Linked DNA regions of Homo sapiens: region 2 is linked to region 1. A link is an interaction called in ENCODE POLR2A ChIA-PET data of the cell type or tissue named here. Cell type or tissue: IMR-90. All regions are shown on one strand. Links, peaks and the distances in the headings refer to the core of each region. The heading gives the core; the rest is flanking DNA.

Region 1 (4,393 bases), core at 217-4,216:
AGTTTAACCAGCATTTCCACTGATCACCAAATGAGAATGAGGTCAACCAGATGATTATTTTGAATAATCGTGCCACTTACATAGATTTAAAAACAAAACAAAAACCACTATTGTAGGCACCAGATAAAAGACATTTGTATAGCTATACATTTTGGTAACAAAGGTATAGCTATACATGTAGGTAACAAAGGTATACCTATACATATAGATAACAAAGACCTGAGAGATACATTAAACTGAATCACAAATAGAGAAAGGTAGGAGGCTGACATGCCAGAATTCAACAAAAATGGGAAGAAATTGATAGAGAAAAACTAAATTGTTATACTCAGGCTCCCCCAAAGGTCATGTAGAGAATAAAAAGTATATAAAAATTAGTATCTACAAAAAGGGCAGTTGAGAATGTAAATAGGCACTGATTACACCAAGTTGCTTGGGGCCACATAAACTCAAAGCTAAAAAATTACTGTGCTTTGGCTTCATTCATGTCATGCATGGAGGAAAGCCACACATGAGGCCCCTTGTTCCATCCCGTCTTTCCCTTTCACTCTCCTCCGGCTGACCTAAGAAAACATGAATGCCAGCTGATGACACTCATGAACTGCCCTGCCTCTCAAAAGCGCAATCCAGGGGCCAGCATCATCCTCACCTGGAGGTGCACTGTCAGATATGCAGATTCTGGCTGGGCGCGGTGGCTCACGCCTGTAATCCTAGCACTTTGGGAGACCCAGGCGGGCGGATCACGAAGTCAGGAGATCCAGACCATCCTGGCTAACAGGGTGAAACCTCGTCTCTACTAAAAATACAGAAAATTAGCCGGGCATGGTGGCGGGGGCCTGTAGCCCGGCCACTCGGGAGGCTGAGGCAGGAGAATGGCGTGAACCCGGGAGGCGGAGCTTGCAGTGAGCGGAGATCGCACCACTGCACTCCAGCCTGGGTGACAGAGGGAGACTCTGTCTCAAAAAAAAAAAAAAAAAAAAAAAAAAAAAAAGTTAGTGAGTTATTTAAGGTGAAAGCTTATTATCAGCAAAGTACTGACTAAAAGCCATGTTTCCTCTTCCTTATGTTACAGCATACTGCCTGGTCTTCCCTGGAAATCCTAAAGAGCAACGAGAAAAGCTCCCACTTAAGTTGAGATGTGGGGTTCTGGTGATCTGACCTATAACCAAGAATGTGGCTCTACTGTTTTCGTTCTTCTTTCTTTGGTTGCTTTTTGCTTGACTGGTTTTTGGCTTTGTTTTTTATAGCAGCAAATCAGGGTCAAGATTTTCATTCCCCAAGAAGCCTTGGTAAGTGTCACCTTGTTAATCATCCCCTTCCTGGGAATTTTGCCTGACTAGAGATGTGCTTCCCCCCCGCCACCCACTATGGAATTCAGATAGAATATAATTATACATTCTTTTTTTTTTTTTTTTTTTTTTTGAGACAGCGTCTCACTCTGTCACCCAGGCTGGAGTGCAGTGGCTCTATCTCGGCTCACTGCAACCTCTGCCTCCCGGGTTCAAGCAATTCTCCTACCTCAGCCTCCCAAGTAACTGAGATTACAGGTGCGCACCACCACACCCAGCTAGTTTTTATATTTTTGGTAGAGACGGGTTTCACCATGTTGGCCAGGCTGGTCTGGAACTGACCTCAGGTGATCCACCCACTTCAGCCTCCCAAAGTGCTGGGATTATAGGCATGAGCCAGCATGCCTGGCCCTGTGTATTCTTTTTGATAGGAAAAACTTTCAAGACTCATTTTTCGAAGAAACATTGGAATTTTACCTTTTAGCCCTTAAAGAAAGGAAGCTGTCTAACCAGCCTTAACCCAGGGCTCTGCTCCAACGTCTGCCGGTGCATGCAATCTTCCAACCTAAGTCCCTACGGCAAACTGCCCTAGCTGCAAGAAGAAAAAGAAATTAGTCACCTTCTAGGCCAGTGCTCAAATTTTGCTGTATATTAAGACTCCCCTGGGGAACCTGTAGAAATGTCCATGCCCAGGCCACATCCCAAACCAATTCAGTCAGAATTTCTGGATGTGGAATTGGGCATCAGACTTGTTCAAACTTCCCAGGTGATTCCAACGTGCATCAAGGTATGAGAACGGATGCGCTAGGCGGTGGCCTCTACCAAGTCTCCCTCTGATGCCAAGAGGCCCGTTCTATCCACTGCTCCACTCATCCTGTTTATGCCATTCTTCCTGCATCCCAGGCAGCAGAAGCTCCGGGGATATATTTCTGCCCACATCTCAGAATCTGCTCTTCTAAAACAGCTGCTTCAATTGAAGATATATTTTGTGCAAGGCTCTTCCATTTAATGAAGAATTTTTTTTCTCATTCCCTTAATATTCCTTCCCATTAAGGCATAACCTACAAACAGCAGATGAATTACACTTACGCAGTGACTATAAAGGACAGCTGTTTTATCTCAATGGAGCATTTTCTCTTTATGATTCCATTATTTTACTCTGGCATGACATGCCTAATGTTTTAAATAACGCACAGCTTTCCTTTTCTTTCCTCTTTTTTTTTTTTTAAGTTAAGGTGAAATTTCAGCTGGAAATCTACTCTAAAAGATCTTCAAGAAACAGTCCATATAAGAACACGGCAGTATTTATTTTTTATGAGCAGCTGAAGGTTGATCAAAACATTCCTCCCCAGCCACAAAATGTGTAACCCTGGCATTTTTCAGTACTATTTCTTGGCACACTGAACACAGGTCAAGACATGGAACAGCATTTTATTTGAATTATTATTCTTGAGCTTCCTGAATCTTCAAGCAGTAATACTTAAAAGACACCCATTCATGGTTAGCAGATAATGCAGCCTTTTTTTCACCCAGCAGTGACCTAGTACAGAGAAAATACAGTGAATAAACTTTTTACTAAAGAGGTGCTGTTAAGTTGTCCTTGGATTGCAACTGCCTGTGTGTGAACTTCTAGAATATTTTCCAGACTGTCTTTTCAACAAGCAGAGCTTGCTGAGTTTGCCAAACCTACTTCCTTACCTTTGTCTATTCTGTTCTTTGGCAACTCTTCTTAACAAGCCTACCCCATTCAAGATCTTTCCCCTGCTCTAATCCATCTCATTATATTCTCTACAATTTCACTTTTTACCTCTTCATAATATGGATCTTCAGAAGAACTCCCCAAAAGGATGAAGTCAGAGTCACAATTGATTTTCTGTTAACAATGGGAGGGAGATTTATGTATATGCCCATAGAAACATAAGTCGTTTGTAACACCCAGTTAGTACAAAAGAATTAGTCGTATATTCTACTCCATAAACTTGGTTCTATTCAATGATAAAAGACTATATTATTAAAGACAAAGATTAAATAGTTGTAAATAACGGCACATGTGTTTGAGCTGATCTTGAGTCTTTCCAATACATCAACACTCTGCAAAGGTCACTGGAGGCAAAATAAAGCCACCGGCAAGATGTTTTAGGTGAGGAATGAAGCACAGATGAAAAGCCTTGCCAGCACTGTGTGGTGGCTATGGACATGGGGGCTCCAAAATCTGGTAGGCCTGGTTTCAAATCCTGGCTATGCCACTAGTCCTAGCTGTGTATCCCTAGGTCAGGTTTCAGCCTCTGTAACTATCTGCATCTCTAAAATGTAAGTAATAGCAATAATGACCTTTGTGAAGCTGCTGTGAGGATTAAAGTGCTTAGAAAGTAGTGAGTACACACTAGCTATTTTAATAGCATTTCACAGATAAATGCAACCCAAAGAAACCCATAAGCAAGAGGAATAGGTATTATTTGTGTCTGTCTTCTAGATGTGAAAAGTGAGGCTTATAAAGATTAAATAAGGTCGGCGGGCGCGGTGGCTCACGCCTATAATCCCAGCACTTTGGGAGGCCGAGGCGGGCGGATCACGAGGTCAGGAGTTCAAGACCAGCCTGACCAACATGATGAAACCCCCGTCTCTACTAAAAATACAAAAATTATTGTATTGTGGTGCATGCCTGAAATCCCAGCTATTTGGGAGGCTGAGGCAGGAGAATCGCTTGAACCTGGGAGACGGAGGTTGCAGTGAGCCGAGATCGGGCCTCTGCACTCCAGCCTGGGCGACAGAGCAAGTCTCTATCTCAAAAATAAAAAAAAAAATTTAAAAAGATTTTTAAAAAAAGATTAAATAAGGTCATCCTCCAGGTTTATCTTCCAAAAACAATGGTTGTGCTGTTCTCTGTTTAAAATCATCAGTGGCCCCCATCACCGGGAAATTATAAAGAAGTATAAAATCCAAATTCTTTATCATGGCATGACCCCTTGATTATATCTTCTGTTTCTCTCCTCAACTCAACCCCATGTCAGTTTTGCCACAAAGCGTCTCCAGAGCACCAGAAGGAATGCTGCTCCTCTCTCCTCTGGGATGCCATTCTACCTGGACACGCTTCTAACAAAGCA
Region 2 (4,393 bases), core at 202-4,201, 82 kb before region 1:
AAAAAAATAACATTCTCGACTTCATCTTTCCTTTTTTTTTTTTTTAGACAGAGTCTCGCCCTGTCGCCCAGGCTGGAGTGCAGTGGCACAATCTCGGCTCACTGTAACATCCGCCTCCAGGGTTCCAGTGATTTTCCTGCCTCAGCCTCCCGGGTAGCTGGGACTACAGGTGCCCACAACCACACCTGGCTAATTTTTTGTATTTTTAGTAGAGACGGGGTTTCACCATGTTAGTCAGGATGGTCTCGATCTCCTGATCTGGTGATCCGCCCACCTCGGCCTCCCTTTGCTCCCTGTGCCTTGCATGGAAATAACTTTCAAGACTTGCCTGTTAAACTAATCTAGGACATGTGGCATGCCACAAAGGCCCCCCAGGGTGAATTCCTTCCTAGGTATCCATGGGACACCTATCCATTGCATAGCCTAGAGGCAACATCCTCCTACCCTTGGTTTAAAGAATAACTGCCTTAGTTTCCCCATCTGCAATCTGTGGGGCAGACCGTGAAGCCGAAGATGTCTCTCAGCGAGAAGTGAGAGGATTCTGCAAGTAGAAATCTCAAGCTAATCGGCAAGGGACAGGAAAGGAAGAAAGAAAAGCCAATGTTGACTGAATACCCCAAATCAGACATACCTTAGCTGTCTCTCATTTTGCTACTGATGTAAGGACACAGATGACACCCAAGGAGGTATGGTAGCCGGGCCCCCTACCATCAATCCAGCCTTGGGGGACATCCAATGTGACTGGTTACAAAGGTAAGGCAAAGACAGTTTGGTAACAAGATGCTCTGAATAACCTGCCTGATTGTCAGGAAATCTAATTCCTCAAACCAGGGCTCTAGCTCTAAAAATGACCGCTGGCTACCTGCCTACGGCCCGTCGGTCAACATTTCTGGAAATGTAGCTTCCGGACCAAGTTAAAATTTACCAAGGCTTTCCTGAGACTGGCCTTTAGATTGATATAATTTCAGTTCTTCGTGTTACGTGTCAGTAACTTGTCACCTTGCAGATGTCAGCTTGAGAACTGGTCAGGATGACAGGGATGCTACCGTGTCTCTGTGTTCATTCTGGAGAATTACTGTAGCTGGAGGGTGACAGCCCCGCAAGTTTAATCTTCATCACCCCTGCCTGCCAGTCGTAACACCTCAGATTCACTTTTTTTATCTTCGACTGTATTCGCTCACTATCCATTTGAAAATTGTTGAAGTCTTGTGTGTATATATACTATATGGTTTCCATTTTAAAAGCTTTTAGAAGATACCAAGTACATTTTTGAATGCTGTCACTCCAGCACTGGTAACGGGGGGCTGCAGTGTTTCCGGAATCATACCGACCCCAGAGGAAGGCACTGCTCCTCTACCTCCTACCCTGTCTCAACATCTCAGCCGCCTGAGTTCACTGTAGCCTCAGGAGAGGACCACATCCCTTGAGTGAGTTCAGGGAGTAAGAAGGAACCACAACCTAAAAGTCCCTACCTGAAGTTCGATCCTTACCCTCTATTCCCTAGGGTCTAAAAACCAGTATCTTACGTTCATACTAGTGTGTCAATGACTGATACCAGGGTCATGCCCTACAACAGGCTGGGGGGAAAGCAGGGACCCTGTGCCCCAGGATGTAAAGGTGTGTAGTCAGGGTGTATCCTACGGGGCAGAAGGACCAGACTCTAAGAACAAGGAGGTCCCTGAACCATCTTCCTAATTTGGTTCTGAATCAAGGGGCATCCCCTAACAAACCTTCCAAGGAAAGATAAGGTATCCACCCTTGGTTTGACTGGTGCCTGAGTGGAGCTGCTGTGGGAAGGTTCCCTCGCCAAGCCCATCCCCATCTCCCCAGCACGCTGGGGAGGGCCGGAATGAGCACAGCTGAGACCGTCATCGACCATCACAGGAGCTGCACTAATGTGGACACAGGAGGTGCAGGCTCATTCTCCCCGGCCAGGTGTCCAGGCTGCGAGGCCATCTGGGTTAGGAAATGCGTGCTCTAAAGCCTGCTGGGGAAAGCCCGTTTTGATGGGAGCTCAGCTTAAAATAGGCCACCTTCAAGAAGTTTCCCCAGCCCTGGCCCATAGTAAGATGGGCCTTGGGAGGAAATTGGCTATTTCCCCTCATGCAGCCCTGAGAAAACTGATGCACCCACCCAACAGCCTAAGGACAGGGGTCCAGAGAAGAAATCAGCCTCAAAAGGAAATGAAGGAAAATGTTAGGAAGGGACGAGACTTTAGTTTCAGGTTTCCAAAAACCTGAACATATAAACCAGAAATCAAAACCTTTCAAAGTGCCTATCTAAAACATAACCACCACAACTTAAACTCCTTGTACTTTGGTGTAAGAGATAACAAACACTTAAAAAATGAACTTAAAGGCCGGGCACGGCAGCTCACGCCAGTAATCCCAGCACTTTGGAAGGCCGAGATGGGCAGATCATCTGAGGTCAGGAGTTCCAGACCAGCCTGGCCAATGTGGTGAAACTCCGTCCCTATTAAAAATAGAAAAATTAGCCTGGCATTGTGGCACATACCTGTAATCCCAGATACTCATGAGGCTGAGGCAGGAGAATCACTTGAACCTGGGAGGCAGAGGTTGCAGCGAGCCGAGACGGCGCCATTGCACTCCAGCTTGGGAGACAAGAGGAAAACTCCGTCTCAAAAAAAAAGAACTAAAAAAAGAACTTAAAATGAACCCAATGATAATGCTGTCTCTTTAAAAATACTTAGCTGCAGGCCAGGCTCGGTGGCTCAAGCCTGTAATCCCAGCACTTTGGGAGGCCGAGGCGGGCAGGTCATGAGGTCAGGAGATTGAGACCATCCTGGCTAACACGGTGAAACCCTGTCTCTACTAAAAATACAAAAAAAAAATTAACCGGGCGTGGTGGCGGGCGCCTGTAGTCCCAGCTACTCGGGAGGCTGAAGCAGGAGAACGGTGTGAACCCGGCAGGCAAAGCTTGCAATGAGCCGAGATCACGCCATTGCACTCCAGCCTGGGCGACACAGCAAGACTCCGTCTCAAAAAAAAAAAAAAAAAAAAGCTGCAGCTTATTTCAAAATTTCCTATGTACCCCATAAATATGTACGACCATCGTGTATCCATAAAATTTAAAAACAAAAATACTTGACCACAAAATTGAAAAGATGGGTAAAAATGCAATGTAGTGAGGAAGTGAAGAAATAGGCACTCTTGTTTTGGTGGGCCCCATCATTTTTAGAGGATATCTGGCAATGTGGATTATAATTTAAAATGCACATCAGCTTTCACCCACCAATTCATCTTGTTAGCATTCATTGCACAGAAATACACTGCTATGGACTGAGGTTTTGTGTCCCCCAAAATTCAGATGTTGAAGCCCTAATCCCCAATGTGAGATGATTTGGAGGAGGGGCTTCTGGGAGATAATTAGGTTTATAAATCAGATCGTGAGGGTGGGGTCCCCAAGATGAAATTAATGCCCTCTTAAGAAGAAGAAGAAGAAGGACTGGTGTGGTGGCTCATGACTACAACCTCAGCACTTTGGGAGGTCGAGGCAAGAGGATCACCTGAGGTCAGGAGTTTGAGACCAGCCTGGCCAACATGGCGAAACCCTGTCTCTTCTAAAAATACAAAAATTAGCCGGGCATGGTGGCACATGCCTGTAATCCCAGCTACTCAAAATGCTGAGGTTTGAGAATCGCTTGAATCCAGGAGGCGGAGGTTGCAGTGAGCCGAGATTGCACCACTGTACTCCAGCCTGGGCAACAGAGTGAGACTCCGTCTCAAAAAAAAAGAAGAGAGACCAGGGTGGCTGTGGCTGTCTGCAAACAAAGAGAGTCCTCGCCAGGAAGCAAAATGGCCAGCACTTTAGTATTGGACCTGCCAGCTTCCAGAACAGTAAGAAAAAAATGTTTATTGTTTAAGCCACCTAGTTTATGGCATTTTGTTATAGCAGCCTGAGCTGACAAAGACATATGCAATTGTGTAAAAAGATGCATGTATAAGGATTATTTCAGATTCATTTGTAACAGAGAAAAACTGGATAAACATTCTCCTGCCTCACTTGTAAAAGAGAAAAACCGGAATAAACTTGTTCTGGTGAATGAGGGATCATTAGCTAAATCCTGGTCCATTCACATAATGGAAACTACAGCTTTTAAAAGAACGAGGTAAACTGAGTTGCTGATAGAAGTGCTTATCATAGCAGGTTTAAAGTCTCCATGATAAGCACTTCTTGATTGGTTAGAATGTTAATGTTCTTTTTAACATTAAACAATAACTTATAATCAGAAGGAAAAAATGAACTCCATCTTCATGTTGTTAATTGTCTTCAAACCCATCCCTAACCCAAGGTCATCCTTATCTCACCCTGGAGAAGGAGAGGGAGTGGGGATATGGTTCCTATATGTTCCAGAGAATAGTGGCTGTTGGCT

Evidence for each region. ChIA-PET counts read pairs that join two places held together with the same protein. Peaks named below come from ENCODE experiments on the same cell type or tissue, not always from the same donor. Only the 100,000 strongest peaks of a DNase experiment are listed, where the experiment ranks them.
Region 2: POLR2A ChIA-PET joins it to region 1 with 8 read pairs; 3 of 35 experiments call an interaction of 5 or more read pairs at or near these places.

What each region holds. Positions count from the first base shown.
Region 1 is chr14:89,532,702-89,537,094 of GRCh38, forward strand. It overlaps a transcript of FOXN3 not described here. Among named protein-coding and RNA genes, the nearest start is that of FOXN3-AS2, 41 kb to the right of the region's middle. In IMR-90, for the core only: no CTCF peak of the experiment used is centred there; a DNase peak (open chromatin) is centred at 2,680.
Region 2 is chr14:89,450,560-89,454,952 of GRCh38, forward strand. It overlaps a transcript of FOXN3 not described here. Among named protein-coding and RNA genes, the nearest start is that of FOXN3-AS1, 35 kb to the left of the region's middle. RefSeq lists an enhancer at 2,363-3,263. In IMR-90, for the core only: no CTCF peak of the experiment used is centred there; no DNase peak of the experiment used is centred there.